Linked DNA regions of Mus musculus: region 2 is linked to region 1. Evidence: chromatin loops called from intact Hi-C (ENCODE). Cell type or tissue: gastrocnemius. All regions are shown on one strand.

Region 1 (8,000 bases):
TATGTGTGTGTGCATGTGTGTGGTCTCCATGGCACTCATGTGGAGATACTTTCGAGAGTTGGTACTTTCTTCTGACTATGTGGGTCCCAGGGATCTGGGGTCATCCATCAGGCTCAGAAGCAACCACCTTTACCAACCAAGCCATCTCAACAGCCTCCAAATTCTTTATCTATAATTCTTACACTACCACGCCCCTACAAGAAATCTCTCCTTGACACAAAATGCAATAATGTGCACTCAGGACTCACCTGAGTATCCCCAAGCTACTCTCAGCCAGAGTCCTCTATGACCAGAGATATACCCATCCCCTTAAAAAACAAACTCTGGGTAGGTGTGTGTGTCTACATGTGGGGTATGTTCAAGAGAATGTACCCGAGTCTAGAGGTGATGGATACATTGGAAGAAGCCAGAGGTGATGGGGCCTCTGGAGCTAGTGTTGAGAGACAATTGTGAATCACCTGACAGGTGCTGTGAAACAAACTCGAGTCTTCTGGAAGAGCAGCAAGTGTTCTTAACTAAACTATCTCTCCAGCTCCCACCCACCATCTTTTTCATTACAAAGTTTGAGACACCTCCCCCAAACATTTTCCCAATATGCAATTAAGACATGAGACTCTACTTGGCTCCATCAGAATTCTGTAAGCTTTTGGATTCTACTCCATCCCAATAAAGACCATAGAATCAGAGTCACCACTTACATCCTGGGGTTCTTAGGTCCAGAACCCCTCACTTTCAGCCCCAGCCTCGTGGAGGACCCAAAGATCTAGATTTAACAGAGCTGTCTAGCTTTTCTTCCCATCCCCCTTCAAGTGGCTCTGGGGCTTGACCGCCAGCTGCCTGCTCTGCTTTCAGTACTCAGCTCATACAAGCATTATCTACCCAATCACCGGACTGTCTTGGTCTGGGGAGCTGACCTCAGCCTTCGGGTCTGCTCCTCCTACTAGACTAGCAGTTGGGGAGCTGGACCTTTCCAATTCCCCTCACTTCTTACATTAATCCCATTCCTTCTCACGTCCAGTTCATCTTCTTTCTACCTGACCCACACAGCTCTTTATTCTGCTGCCATTCCACCTCTGGGACACCCCCACCTCCACCATCACCAGGCCTGGAATCTCCTTCTGATTGATCCTTTACGCCAGCGTTTCCGCGATCTGGATATCTGAATGGCTCAAGTGCCATTCCTCAAAGCCCAAGTCCAAACTCCATCTCCCTTCGATATCCTTGGAGTCCGTAACTCTCCGCTTTATTTAGGACCCTTTCCCAGACTCACGGCTTGCTCTTACCGGCCTGGGCCCTCCTCCTTCGTCGTGATCCGCTTCCTCAAAGACCCCGCCTAGAGCCTACCCAGTGGCGACGGTCTCTTAACTCTCAAACACCGAGTTTGTTTTCTTACTCTCGGACCCTCGGACCCCAGGTCCTCCGGGATCCACCAGGCCCAAATGTTCCTCTATCCGCCAAAACCTTCCCAAATTCAACATTGAAATCCTCAGGATCCCATACCTGGAGCCCCTCTAACCTCCCCCGAGCCCCAATTCCGGCTGAGAGTGGTCTAGCTCGGAGCCCCCTTGCCTCACCGGACCCTCCCCTCGCTCTTACCTCTCTCAGGGCTGGGCGGACGCTCCGGGCCGCGGGCCCCGCAGCCGCATGACCGGCCCCGCGGTTTTCCCCGGCCGCCGCTGCCGCCACCGGGGTCTCCGGTGCCCGCGCCCCCCGCCCCCGCCCCCGAGCCCGGCGTCCCGGCCCCCTCCGGGCCTCCCACCCCCCACCCCCCTCGCCCGCGGCCTCACTCAGCGGACGCAGCCGGGAGCAGGGACCAGCGGCCGCTCATTGGCTAATGCGGAGGAGGGGAGGGGCGGGAAGGGAGGGAGAAGGATGCAGCGAGGGAATGAGATGAGCCTTCAGGATGGGGGGAAGGCAGGGAGGCAGGCAGGGAGGGAGAGAGAATAGAAACAGAGGCAGAGAGCCCAAGAAGGAGAGAGAGAGCAAGAGCGAGAGCGAGAGCGAGAGAGCGAGAGAAGAGAAAAGAGAGAAGAGAGAAGAGAGAAGAGAGAAGAGAGAAGAGAGAAGAGAGAGAGAGAAGAGAGAAGAGAGAGAGAGAGAAATATTTTCTGGAACTCACGCGTCCTGAGACTAGAAAAGACAGACAGAAAAGAGGAGACAGAGATGGAGTAGTTTCAGGTGTCCCCACCCCCACCACTCCAGCGGCTCAGAGATTTTGAGGCCCTGGGAGTAGAGAGGTCAGAGAGCCCCAAAATCCAGGCAAGGAGAGCTCAGAGGCCTTGGACCAAAGGAAACTGAAATCCAGGGACCTTAAGCTTGTAGGAGATGGGATGGGGAAATAGAAAAATAGAGAGAAATAGACGAGAGAGAGAGAGAGAGAGAGAGAGAGAGAGAGAGAGAGAGAGAGACTGACTTTCTGAGGAGAGACAGCAGGGGCAAGCCAGGATGGGATATCCCCCTGACGAGGACTGGGGCTGTAGCCAGGCAAGGGGCGGAGCCTGGGGGTCTGGGCAGCTGAAGAAGGCGGGAAGGGGCGTCCCGGGCCGGGTCCCTAGAGCAGCTGGCGGGCAGGCGCAGAGCAGAGCCGGGTCCTGCAGCCGCCGCGGAGCTGGGAGCGGGGCCAGCACCCCCCCCCCCCGCCGTGATGTCAGCGGGGCCACTCTTAAAGGGGCAGGCTGCCCGCCGAGGGTCGAAACTTGGACTGGGGCTTTCAGGAACGTGATAAGAGTACAGGAGAGGTGATACCAGAGAAAGGGGTAACCTCAGCCTCCAGTTGGAGTGAGACTCGAAGATCCGGAGGAGAGATGCCAGGCCTTCAAAGGAACCTGCTAAGCTTTTGAGGTTCTGTCCCCTCCAAACACACTGACAGGGGCACCATTCTGCTGGCTTGCCCGATCCAGAGACTACATTCCCCATCAGCCCTGGCGGCCAGAGGACAGCACCTGGGGAGGGGGGCAGGGTCTTCTGCGATGTCTGCTGGGAAACGTAGTCTTATCTTGATTGGTCCCCTTCACTCCCTGCTCTCCTCCACACGTACTTGCAAAGTGGGTCAGGGGAGAAAGAGGCCGGGAGGACGTTTCTGCCTGTCTTCTGCCTTGCTAACTGGTTCCCAAGCTTCCAGGTTCTGGTTCTCTCACCTTCTGTAACATGGGGTCCTTCTGAACAAGTCTGTCTCCCCACAGTAGGCTAGCTTTTCATATTTCTTACCAGGACTTCTCTAGATTCTGGTGTATGTTGTCTGTATCTGCACTTTGCTCTGGGTGAATATGAGTGTGTGGTAACTGGGTGGAGGGTCGATCACTTGCTGACACACTGGTCAAGGGTTATTCATTGAGTATGTTACCAATGTGGTCACATCGGTCTTCTCAGAAAAAACGGTTTGCATGGCGCTCTCATGCAAAAGTTGTCTTCTCTTTTTATTTTACAGGTCTGTGCATTTTCTCTCCACCACCCCCCATGTTTGTTTCTATGTACAGCCAGCCCACCTCCGCACCCACTTCGCCCCCTAAGCTTTACAAGAAAACATCCAAACATTTTAGCATCAGCATCCCAAATTTATTCTCCAGCAGCTGTGTCTGGGTGGGAGAGGATAAAGGAAGGGGGTGGGGAATGAGAAAGTCCCAGAAAGTTGCAGGCACTGCGGAGGACAAGGGCTGTGTGTGTGTGTGTGTGTGTGTGTGTGTGTGTGTGTGTGTGTGTGATTCCGACCAAGGCTGGAGCCATGCACGGGGCAGGTGAGCATTGAGGGATTCTGGAACAAGTCTAGAACAAAAGCTGACTGAGAAAAGTAGGGGGAAAGAATTCTTGGTGCATGCCAGGAATCCCCAGAGCGTGGAAGGGAGGTGGTCTGGAACGCTGAGCCCAGACTCCCACTTAACTCTACAACTGAAGTGGAGGTAGGAGGAGCCTTGAAGGATGCGGGGAGCAGATCTGGAGTCTTAGTCTGGAGCAGGCAATCTCATGAGACTATTTTCCCCAGAATGGTCTAGGGAGAGAGAAGGCATAAACTACCAAGTGGGGTTTCTGGGAAGAGTTGGAACAGTATCCAGATGTTGGGGGTGGGGAAAATCAGGGCTCAGCACAACGGAATCTAGAACACAGAAAGGCTCTAGAGACTCTTTGAGTTTAAAATGCCAGCAATGCTGGGAAACAGCGTCTAGAACTCGTTGGGGTGCGTGAAAGAGGCCAGAAGGCTAGGTGGGTTAAGAGACCTAGAATTCGGACTAGAGAGGGTAGATGGGTGTTACAGCCGGCTTGGCGGAGGGAGCACTGGGGACACCTAGCGGCAGCAGATGAGATTACATGACAGGCACGGGCACAGGGCTTGTGGGGCTGCGGGCATCTGGGTGCACGAAGTCCGGGTTCACATAAGTAAAGCCCTGGAAATCAGCTTGGTCGATGCTGGCTAGAACCAAGCGGTCTGGCGGGGTCAGTGCTGGCGCTGCCCGCGTGAAGAACTTGTCAAAGTTTTCGCCACTGCGGCCACACTATGATACGAACGAAAGGAAAATTAAGCCCTGATAATCAAAATCTATGCACATCCCCGTGGTCTCTGTTCGTCCCTTTAGGAGCATCTCTGCAGAAGGGCCCCCCACCTCCACATACAAGTTTTGAAGCTCGGGAGCCCCAACTTCCAGGGACAGGAGTTTGGGAGGGCAACTGACCGGACGTGGTCTGAAAGGAGGTGCAATTTCCAGTCTCTCCAACCTCTCCCAATCGATCCAACGGAAAAAGCCATGAGCCCGGATGGTGGGTTCCCCATCTGGCCCTGAGCCCAGGCGTTTTCCTGGGTGCTTGGTCAGGAACTGTGGAAAGCACACAGAGAGGACCTGTCAGATAGCTCAGCGAGTAAAGGCACTTGTCACCATGTCTAATAGATGATCTGAGTTCGATCCCTAGGACCCACACGTTGGAAGGGGAAAAATTACTCCTTAACATTGTCCTTTGAACTCCACATCTGTGTTCTGATGTATATGTGTGTGCGCACACACAAATCAATAGGCTAAAAATTAAATTTAAAATGCTTTTAAAAATCAAGTGTGGTGGTAAAAGAGTCAGAGAGGGGGAAATAGAGACATAGGAAAAATCCAAAAAAGGAGGAAGAGGGGAGGAAGAGATGGGGAGAACTGAAGATCTCCTATGGGCCATGCACTTTCTTCTGCATCAACCAGGGAGAAGAAACTGAGGCTCACAGTTTGGATGACTCAGCAAGACCCATGAAGAATATGTCATGGGGATTAGGGGTAATCTGACCCATCCAGCTCTAGAGAGACAGGCCTTGCCCTTTCAACATTTCCTGCTGTGGGTCAGGGTGAGGCAGAGGCCGCTCTTGGTCTGGGATGACAGCGAGGTAGCAAAATATTGTTCAAAACGACTTTTACAGAAGATGGCTGTAGGAAGGTTTGAGTGACAGGAGCCTTTTTCTGAAAAAGATGGCCACCGAGGTATATGGGTGGTGGGTCTGAAAAAGCTGGGAGTTGGAGTTCTTACCCCTTTGCAGATGGCCACAGCTTCCCGGGAAAGTGACTTGGGATAGGTGACAGTTTGTTCCATGATGGCTTGAAACAACTCTTCCTCATCTTCCCCATCAAAGGGTGGCTTTTAAGAAGGAGGCAGAACTAAGTCAGAGGCTTGAGAGGCAGCCTTTCCCAAATGTGCATCCACCAACATCCACTTCACACAAAAGCATCCTGATAACGCATCCCCACCTCTCCCCTATGGCCAACCGCCTTGGATAAAAGCAAGAAAACGATTCCATTTTTGTTTTGTTTTGTTTTTGTTTTTTCGAGACAGGATTTCTCTGTGTAGCCCTGGCTGTCCTGGAACTCACTCTGTAGACCAGGCTGGCCTTGAACTCAGAAATCCGCCTGCCTCTGCCTCCCAAGTACTGGGATTAAAGGCGTTGGCCACCACTGCCCGGCAACGATTCCATTTTCATCTCTAATTCCTCATCATACATGCCCTAGTTCTGTGCATCACTCTACTGTCTGGCTCTCTTTTTCTGCTATGTAAATCTGGCAATATGTCATCTAATGGGGGAGGGGGTGCAGGAAAGACTGGAAATGATTATCCTCACTGAATAAGGGGCTGAGACTTCTGTGATTAGGAAAGGCAACACAATGTGAAGGTTTTGTTTGTTTGCTTGTTTGTCTATTTTAAGACAGGGTCTTATGTAGCCTAGGCTATGACTGCCAAAGATGACCCTGAACTCCTGATCCTCTTATGTCTGCCTCTTAAGTGAAGTGCTGGAGGTACAGGCGGTGGATACCACATACAGTTATCTCATTTTAAAACAACGTTCCATGTGCATACTACGGCTTTCACACTATTGTAGCCTTTGATATGGTTCAGGCTGCTAAAGAGATTCACAAGGAAAAGTAAACAAAAACCAAACCATGGTAGTTAAAACAATGCTTCAGGACCATGGACAGCACCATGTTAAACACACACACACACACACACACACACACACACACACACACACACCAGCTTCCTGGCAGATCAGTGCATGTGGAGAGCCTTTGAGAGCCTTTGAGGGCTGCTCAACACGAATCTGACTTTGGCTGAGGTCGGAAATGGGCCCAGTCAAGAATCTGACATCAAGGGCATGACAAAGAAGTTCAGGCAGGAACCTTAATCTTAGGGTGGAACAAAAGAAGTAGGCTTCAGGCAAGAATATGACTTTGGGCTAAGATGGGGAAGTAGGCTCAGATATCTTGATCATCCTGATAAGCCCACGGAAACAGTGATCACAGGAGTGACCATGTGACTTTGTATTCCTTGCACCTTGACTATCTGTGTTTATTGTCTTGCTTGTTCCTCATTGTACTGCCCACCCTTAATAATACTTGCATGTAATTAAAATGGTATAAAAGCAGACTGGGAAAAATTAAACTGCCTCAACCTCAGAACTGACTGGGGTCATGCTACAATGTTGTCTAATTATGTTTTTTCTTTTTAATCCTCACTCCTGCCCTGGAGAACCTGTTGACTGACAGAGGGGTTGGCCAAACATGTTTTCTTAGACTGGACTGACTACCTTTCCATCCTGTTCCTACTAGAATAATGCCACATAAAAAGGGACACCCAACTCTACATAGCCATTAGTTGAGCTAACAGTGCATACTTTGCCTTACCTGTCCTGCCAACATCTCATACAGCAGGACCCCAAAAGACCACCAGTCGACAGACTTCCCGTAGGGCTGATAGGCAATGATCTAAAAGAGGAAGAGAAAGCAGAGAGTGTAACTTTTTTTGTGGAGACAGGGTCGCATGTAGTTCAGGCTGGCTTTGAACTATGTGTGGGGGATGACCCTGAGCTCGCCTGCCTCCACCTCCCTAGTGCTAGGAATACAGATGTTTGCTCTCTGAGATTGCAGGGTTCCAGCCGAGCGTGGTGGCGCACACCTTTAATCCCAGCTATTGGGAGGCAGAGGCAGGGGGACTTCTGAGTTTGAAGCCAGCCTGGTCTACAGAGTGACTTCCAGGACAGCCAGGGCTACACAGAGAAACCCTGTCTTGAAAAAAACAAACCAAAAAAAAAAAAAAAAAAAAAGACTACAGGGTTCCTACGGCCTCTCTCTCTGGATTCTGACCCACTTCAAGAACTTTCCACTCTGACTATTTTTTTAGGAAGAGCTTCACCCTTTGGAAAATCCAGGAAACAATGTATATATTTACAAACTTCCTTAACTGTCAACATATAAATTCCACGTAAGAACTTGCAAGATGGGAGCAGGTAAAGAGCCCCTTGACACACAAAACCTGATGACTGGAATTCAATTCCTATAACTCACATAGTGGGGAGAAAAATCTCCCTAAAGTTGTTCTTTGACCTCAATATGCAAGCTGTTACATGTACACACACACAAACGCAGAGAGAAATTAAATTAGCCCCACAAAGTTTTTCTCTCATCTCCACATATATGCTATGACATGTGTGCCCATGAATACACAAAATAATTATTATTTTGTGTATTAAAATATTATTAAATTAATTA
Region 2 (8,000 bases), 120 kb before region 1:
TTGAGGCCTGCCTTACAGGAGGGAATTCATATCTGGTACTATAAACACAGTCAAACATCCGTGGCTGGCTGGGTGCTGTTACCTTTAATTTTAGGATTCAGGAGGCAGAGGTAGGTAGGACTCTGAATCTGAGGCTAGCCTGGTCTATAGGAAGCTCCAGGCCAGCCAGGGCTACATAATGAAACCCTGTCTTGAAACTAAATAAAAAAGATAAAACATGACTTCTCATCCACTTTCCTCTTTCAGTGCTGGGATGTTGTCTGGCTTGAGCCTGTGCAGCAGGTCTTATGTATGCTGTCAAGGTCTCTGAAAGTCCTTATGTGTGTCAGGGTTTTTTTCCCCCTCTGTCTGGAAGACACTGTGTTAGAGTTATCCAGCACCTCTGGCTTTTGCAGTCTTCCCTCCCCTTCTTCCAAATAGGTTCCTGAGCCTTGAAGGAGGGATTTCATGAAGACATCCCGTTTAGGCCTGAGTGTTCCAAGATCTTTCACATCAGTCCCTCACAGCTACAAACCTTTCATCCTGCAGTGGTTACCGGCCTGTAAGACATACTGGTGCAGCCATGACATAAAGCTTATGGGAGTAGCCAACCACTTTTTAAAAACTATATTTAAGGCCCACTCCATGAGATGGGGCCCATATCTGACACTGTTAGCCTGTCATTGCAGAAGGCCTGGGCTTGGTTTCCAGCACCAACATTAGGAGGTTCACAGTGGCCTGTAATTCCCGCTTCATGGGATCTGACAGCTCTTCTGGCCTCTGTACACACACATACACACACACACACACACACACACACACACACCTTTTTAAGTTAATAAAGAAATGGGTGTGATCATTCTATCAATTTCCCCCATCATCCATCTATCAATTTCCCCCATCATCCATTCCCTTGGGTACAAATCTTCTGTCTGGTTGGTTTTGAGTTTGTGTTCTGGAACTCTCTATGTAGAGCAGGCTGGCCTCAAACTCACAGAGGTCTGTGTGCTTCTGCCTCCCGAGTGCTGAGATTAAAAGCGTGGACCACCATGCCCAGCAAACTTGACCTAAATCTTTGCCTGTGACCTTGAGCACCATAGAAGGTGTGTCTAATGACCTTCATAGGCATCTTAGGTCGGAAAGACTTCCAGTCACTTTTTTATATTAGCCAGATGCAAGAAGAAGCAGCAATCGTGTCAGCTCGGTAATTGAAACGCTTTGGCAGGCTGCCTGCAGCTGCAGAGTTAGAACATTCAGCTATTTCTTTATCCCCACCTGGACCTCCTAATCCTCCCCTGCTCTCTCACAAGCATGCAGGCCTCTCATCTGCAACTACTGTACTGGGAATGCATCTCCTCCGTCAGTCACCTAAGGACACCTGAACCCTCAAGGGGTCCTTTTGTATATTTCTAGGTTCTCTCTGCAGTCCCACTACACGCCTCCAGGTAGCGCTCGTGCAAAACTTATATATTAAAAAAAAAAAAAACAGGGTTCCTCTCTCTCTCTCTCTCTCTCTCTCTTCCCCCCCCCCCGTTCTGTGTCCATTCCCCTCCCCCCCCCCCACACCCCATCTCAGTAAGCTGGCCTCAAACTCTTTATGGAGTTGAGGTTATTTTTGAACTTCTAATCCTCCTGGTTCCTCCATTTCTTGAGCGATGAAATTTCAGGCGTGCTGTTACACTCAGTTTATGTGGTACTGGCTTTGTGTATGCTGAGTTAGAGCCTTCCCCTTTCCTCCTCCTCCTCCTCCTCCTCTTCCTCCTCTCCTTCCTGTTTGTTTCCCCCTCCCCCTTCTCTTCCTGCCTCAACCTCTCTGATAGCGCCACTAGTGTCAGAGAAAGCGTCCACTACTAATTAAGCTCATTTTACCAGAGGCTTTAGTGGGCTACTGGTTTCCTTCACCAGGCCCCAGGAGACCAGACGAGACCGTCATAGCATCCCCTGTCATATCATCTAACGGAACTTTACAAGGGTTTATTTCCAAAACCATAAAATTCCCAGTCCACTTGGGTCAGCTCGGTAAGGAAATCCCCTGTGCCCTTAGCTGGATGATGAGGCCAGTGAACTGCTCACCGGTTTGGGTTTTTCTATCTTCACACTTCTGCTGCCTGAAAAGCTCACCTCCCGCTGGCCTGCCCTCCTTTCGCAGCTCACTCAAGCGCCTGGCCTTTGATTTTTAATGGTGAGGTGCTGCTTCATTGGGGACCAGCTAGATCTTTCTGCTAAATCCTTTACAGATTCGCTTTTTAAATTCTACTAAGGAACACAGGCAAACAAACCATTTGTTGTTGTGATCTGGCCTGTGAACACTGCAAACAAACCGAAACCAAGGAAGTGCGAGGCTATACCTGGCCAGCCACCTAAACTTGTGAAGCCATCACACGTTGAGAACTGTGATGTGATCTCACAGACACTGGAAAAAGGCAGAACAGAAACAATTGAAAGGTTTCATACCCCAAGTCCTGCGAGGCTTAAGTCATACTCAGCTCTTCCGTGTGTCTTACTCTTTCTCTGAGAACCTCTTTCAACTTACTGCTGGGCTTAAATCTGTGTAAAATCCCCATTTAATAAATGTCAATATTGTTTTTTAAATAGACAGACAAACAAACAAGGTGGACAGTTCCTAAAGATAGTCTCTAGACCCCCTGTGCATATGTAAACACATACACCCCAGCTTATTCTAGATGCATACATTTAAAGTCATTAAAATGAGAGGTGTTTATCCCCTTACCTGACTGAAGGCCAGAATGTGGTCATCTCAGTGTGGATTGACTCAGGAGCTCTGTGATATCGTAAAAACAGCAGTCAATTGATCGCTTGTGTTTATTTCTCCCTCTCCCTAGAATTTTCCTTTTTTTTTTTTTTTTTTTTTTTTTTTGTAATCAGCCCAGTATATACACAAAACCAGAAACTGTATCACTAAGGTGCATTTTATTCAGAGAGCTGAGCCACCTGACAAGATAGTGGCTTATCGCCTTAAAGATCTGCCTTTCGTGCCATCTTTAACTAGCAGCTTTTACAGGGAGGGGAAACAAAGGCAGCCAGTTCTTCCAAAGTTTCCTCTTGCCCCTCTGGTCAAGTGGCCAGTCTTGTCTCTGAGATGTGTGGACTTAGAGCTCGTCCCCTTATCCTCGCCTGGGGGGAGGGGGGCGTGTCACAAACATCAAGGTCCTGAGGCTTTGGGTGGCATCTAGATTGAAGGTTAACTCAGAGCAAACAAACAGAGAGGAAACCAGGGATCCTTCATGGGACTCTTTGTCACATTAATAAAAGAATTTAAGAAGCTGGGCAATAGTGGTGTGTACTTTTAATCCCAGTTCTTGAGAGGCAGAGGCAGGCCTATCTGTGAGTTCAAGGCCGGTCTGATCTACAGACCACATTTCAGGACAGGGGTGAGGTGAGGTTGGGGGCCACCACGACAGGACCGAAATGGGGAGTACACTACTGATAGTTTTGTAATGTAATGTGTGATGAGGCGACAGGAGAGGTGTCTTAGCAGGACATGAGAAGGGGGATGTGGGAAAGAAAGGGGACAGAGAGGGACAGAAAGAGAGAGAAAGAAGGGAAGAAGCCAGCCCAGAACAGGTGGAGAAAGTGGGGGAAAGAGGACTCAGGGTGGGGGGGGGTGGGCGTGGGGTGTAGAGACAGACAGACAGAGAGAGAGAGAGAGAGAGGCCAGAGAAAGGCAGAGGGAGGCCAAATAGACCTTTTCTAGCAAGCCAGGCTCCTACCTGGCTGTTGCTAGGTAACTGTTGGGTGGGGTCCAGAAGAAATGCTAACAACTGTGAAAAATGGATCTAAGAATGGACACAAATGGAAGCTTATGGACAATGTTATTAGAGATTAAGAGAAACCCCCCACCCCCGGGGAAGGCAAACTGTAAACTTCAGCTCTCCTCTGTCTTCCTCTCCCCCTCCCCTTCCCGCTTCTGTGTGAGTGTATTCTTATACTACAGAGTATGCAGTCAGTGCCCCATTGTCACCCTGACCTAGCATTTTGACCAGCACTTGCCTGTTAGCCAAGTCATCACACCACCAGCAGCCTTTCCCTCTCTTCCGAAGTGACTCACAAACCTCCGAGAGCCTGCAAGTCTGCGCTATGCTCCCCAGACATCAAAGGGGCAACTGGTGGCTCCTTTCCACCTACACCCCTGTTGCCTGCTGGTGATTCAGAGAAAAAGCTTTTCTCCAGGCTTCTCTGAAATCTGTAAGAAGCAATACCCTGAACTCTGCCTCTTGAGTCCAGCGTCTCCTCAGAGGCCACCACACCACCACCACCAGCACCACCCTCAAATTCTGCCATATATCTGCCCATGGGGTTAAATATTTAATAAACTTCTTAATCAAAAAGATGACCCGTCTCAGTGTCCCCTAAATGCCAAACTCAAGACTTTGCTCTGCCCAGCTCTCAACCCCTGCCCCCAGCTTCTTGGAATCTCCATTCTACTCTCTGCTACCATGAGTTTGACTTTTTTAGGTTTTACATTTGGGTGACATCATGTGGTGTTTCTTTTTCTGTGCCTGCTTCATTTCCCATAACACAACACCATCCAGGGAGCATCTGTGTTGTCGAAGTGACAGGGTTTCCTTCTTTTTAAAAGCTGAATTATATTTCACTGTACAACATAGTGGCTGCGGTTATGATAACAACAACACCATATTGTACCCTTGAGAATCACTTAGCAGTACTCGGGCATGCGAGTGCACATCTGTAACCTGAGCACTTGGGAGGAGGAAGCAGGAGGATTATAAGTTTAAGACCAGCCTGGGGTGGGGTGAGGTAGGGTGGGGTAGGGTGATGGAGAAATGTCAGAGTGTTTACCCATGAGTGCTCCTCTTAGAGAGGACTGAGTTCAGTACCCACCACCCATATGAGGGAGTTCACTAGGAGATCCCACCTGAGAGCTCCCACCATCTGAGGATGCTGCCTGCACTCAAATGCTCAAACTTTAACAGACACACATGCACACACAATTTTTTAAAAACACCCAGGACTTTGAAGGGACTCTGGCTAGCTCAAGTGTGGTGAGCATGGCTCTGACAGGCTTTGCTCTTCTCTCTGCCCATTCCCTCTGCCTTGTTAGAAACCATTGGATGGTATTCTTAAAGCTAGCCCCCAAAAGTCTATTCCCTTTTTTGGCTACTTCCTCCTCCTGAGGCTGACTACCAAGGTCTAGCTATCAAAGTATTGAAGTCCAAGCAATCACAAGCCCCCTTTGGTCAAAATACACCACCTCAACCTAGCCTGTTGCAACACAGCACACACACACACACACACACACACACACACACACACTCACACACACACACTCTCACACACACACATCACACACACACACACTCACTCACACACACTAACACACACACACAGCACACACACTCACACACACACACTCACACACACTCACACACACACACCTGCAAGGTCATTTGGTGCTGTTTTTCTGAGTCAGGAAGCAGCCCCTTTAGCTTTTCTTCCCTGCTTAATAAAGAACCTCTCTGAAAACAGGGGTTTGGGTGTGGTTTATGCCTGCCCTGAGGTCAGAAATAGAACCCCACTGTGCGGGGGTGGGGTATCCCTCAAACTTAGTGGAATATATATGTGTATATATATTCCACTATCACACACACAGACAGAGAGAAGAGGGAGGGCTGTGTTAGAACAGGCTAGGGTGAGCCCAGTTTCTTATACCCACCCCCTCTCTCTCCAGACAGGGTTTCTTCTTGTAGCCTTGGCTGTGCTGAAACTAGCTTTTTAGACCAGGGTGGCTTTGAACTCACAACGATCTGCTTGCCTCTGCCTCCGAAGTGCTGGGATCAAAGCTGTGTGTCACGACTGCCTGGCATTAAAATACAGTTTTTAAGAGGACGTTTATTTTTATTTTATGGAGAGCATGTAGTCTGAGTGCATGTAAGTGCAACAGTGAGTGTGGTACTCGCAGAAGCCAAAAGCAGATGTCAGTTCCCTTGGAACTGGAGTAACAGGTGGTTATGAACTGTCATGTGTGTGCTGGAAACTGTACCTGGGTCCTTTGTAAGAACAGCAAGTGTTATTCTGTGTGTGTGTGTGTGTGTGTGTGTGTGTGTGTTAAGACTAGTAATGTAGGCCAATGTGGTAGAGTACCTGTTTAGCACGAGTGTGCTCAGCCTGGGAATCAGCCCAGCCCAGCCCAGCACCAATGAGTGAAGGCCAGATGATTCTCCGATAAATAACTCCAGCTTCTGAGGCTCTGAACACTTTGAAACAGATGCCATCCACCGTGACGTCTGTCCAAATCGCTGACTCATGGAATCTGTATTGATATACAGGATAGTTGTTGGGGAGAGGTGATTGTGCATATGTCCATAAATAACCAGAAGAAAGACTCTGCATCAAAAAGAAACAGCAGGCTCAATTAGAAGGGCTGGAAGTGGTGATAGCCATTATTCCACTCCGGAGCGCCTGCTGAATGTCTGGGTCGCCGCCTATCCTGCCACTAGGTGGCGCCAACGATCGTTTCCAGCAAAAGAGGGGTCCCAGAGTCAGTAGTTGTCTTTTCAGACAACCTAGCTACAAGGGGCCTTAAAGATAGTATTAAAAACACATAATCTTTCCTTGGGAAATGCAGCTCGGCTTTGCATCTCTCCACACCAATTCATTCTCTCCCCCCACCCCCACCCCCGGCACTCCTTCCCGCCAAGCCTTGTCCCCAAGCCAAGAAAGATCAGGAAACATGGAGTCCTTTAGCCTCACTGGAAAGGGATATTGTGAGGTTCTTGCTCCGCGCCACTCTTGTGTTCTGTGATAAGACAAGATAGTCTTGTCTTATCTTTTGGGAAATGAGGTGTAGCTACAAAGGGAGACCCCAAACTCATTGTGGTTAAAAAAAAAAGTTAACAAATTTTAAATTAAAAATTGTGTGTAATAATGTATACCTGTAATTCCTGCACATGGGAGGTAGAGGCAGAAGGCTCAGGAAGTCAAGATCAGGCCGGCAAGGTGGCTCAGCTGGCAAAGGCACCTGCTACCATCCTGTCTTTGTTTTGGGACAACAATATTAAATTGATTTTTTTAAAGCATTACTGATTTTGCAATATTCATCTTTCTTTTCTTATTTCTTCCTTTCCTTTTCCTTTCTTTCTTTGGCAGAATTTTTTTGTAGCCCAGGCTAGCCTTGAACTAATCATGTAGCCAAGACCTTGAACTTCTTTTATTTTGAATTTTTATTAAATTTTATTTAATGGGGGCTGAAGGCATCTACCGTGTACACGTGTGGAAGTCAGAGGATAACTTGCAGGGGTTGGTTTTCTCCTGCCATGTGGGTCATGGAGAGCTAACTGGCTGAGCCACCTTGCTTGCCCAACCTTGAAGTTCAGGTCTTCTACCTCTACCTTCCAAGGGCTGTGATTATAGATATATACAATATAGAAATGATTATTTAACTGTCATCCATCCATCTATCTATCATCTGTCTATCATCTATCTAGCTATCATCTATCATCTAACAACTATTATCCATCTATCATCTATTTATCTATCTTCTATCTATCTAATCTATTCATCTTTCTATCCATCTATCTATTATCTATTTATCTAATCTATCCATCTATCTTTCTATCATCTATATCAATCATCTATCATCTATATATATCTACCATTTATCTATATATCTATCATCTATTTTTCTATCTAATCTATCCCTATTCCTATCCATCTGTACCTGTCCTATATTTATCATCTATCTTCTATCATATCTCTATCATCTATCATTCTATTATCTATCTATTCCCATCTATCAATCTATCTATTTTGAGACAGTGGGCTATGTAGCTCTGGCCCAGAACTCACTATGTAGACCAGGCTGGCCCCATGCAATCCTCTTTCCTCTGCTCCCCAGTGATGGGATTACAGGTGCACACTCCAAACCCAACTTTAGTCAGCTGATTTTTAATTGACAAATAAAAACTGTGTGGTGCATAGAGTGACATTTTGAAATACTTGACATTTTAGGAATGACTAAATCAAGCTGATGAGCATGAAAA

Evidence for each region. Peaks named below come from ENCODE experiments on the same cell type or tissue, not always from the same donor. Only the 100,000 strongest peaks of a DNase experiment are listed, where the experiment ranks them.
Region 2: it touches region 1 in a loop (9-fold over the local background); 18 of 42 quality-filtered maps call a loop at or near these places.

Annotation. Positions count from the first base shown.
Region 1 is chr7:3,326,633-3,334,632 of GRCm38, reverse strand. Prkcg (protein kinase C, gamma) reads right to left here. Exons shown (of 18, transcript NM_011102.4): 15 at 7,137-7,217; 16 at 5,491-5,598; 17 at 4,665-4,805; 18 at 3,534-4,487. The coding sequence ends at 4,299. It overlaps Cacng7 (calcium channel, voltage-dependent, gamma subunit 7), which reads right to left and starts at 1,808. Exons shown (of 6, transcript NM_133189.5): 1 at 1,597-1,808. In gastrocnemius, a CTCF peak has its summit at 4,280; DNase peaks (open chromatin) are centred at 2,930, 3,764, 4,284, 4,711 and 4 more places; H3K4me3 peaks cover 2,938 bases; H3K27ac peaks cover 1,822 bases.
Region 2 is chr7:3,447,399-3,455,398 of GRCm38, reverse strand. Gm35037 (a long non-coding RNA gene) reads right to left here and starts at 3,089. Exons shown (of 4, transcript XR_881797.1): 1 at 2,932-3,089; 2 at 2,711-2,761. In gastrocnemius, CTCF peaks have their summits at 1,383 and 6,441 (motif pointing right); a DNase peak (open chromatin) is centred at 6,458; H3K4me3 peaks cover 396 bases.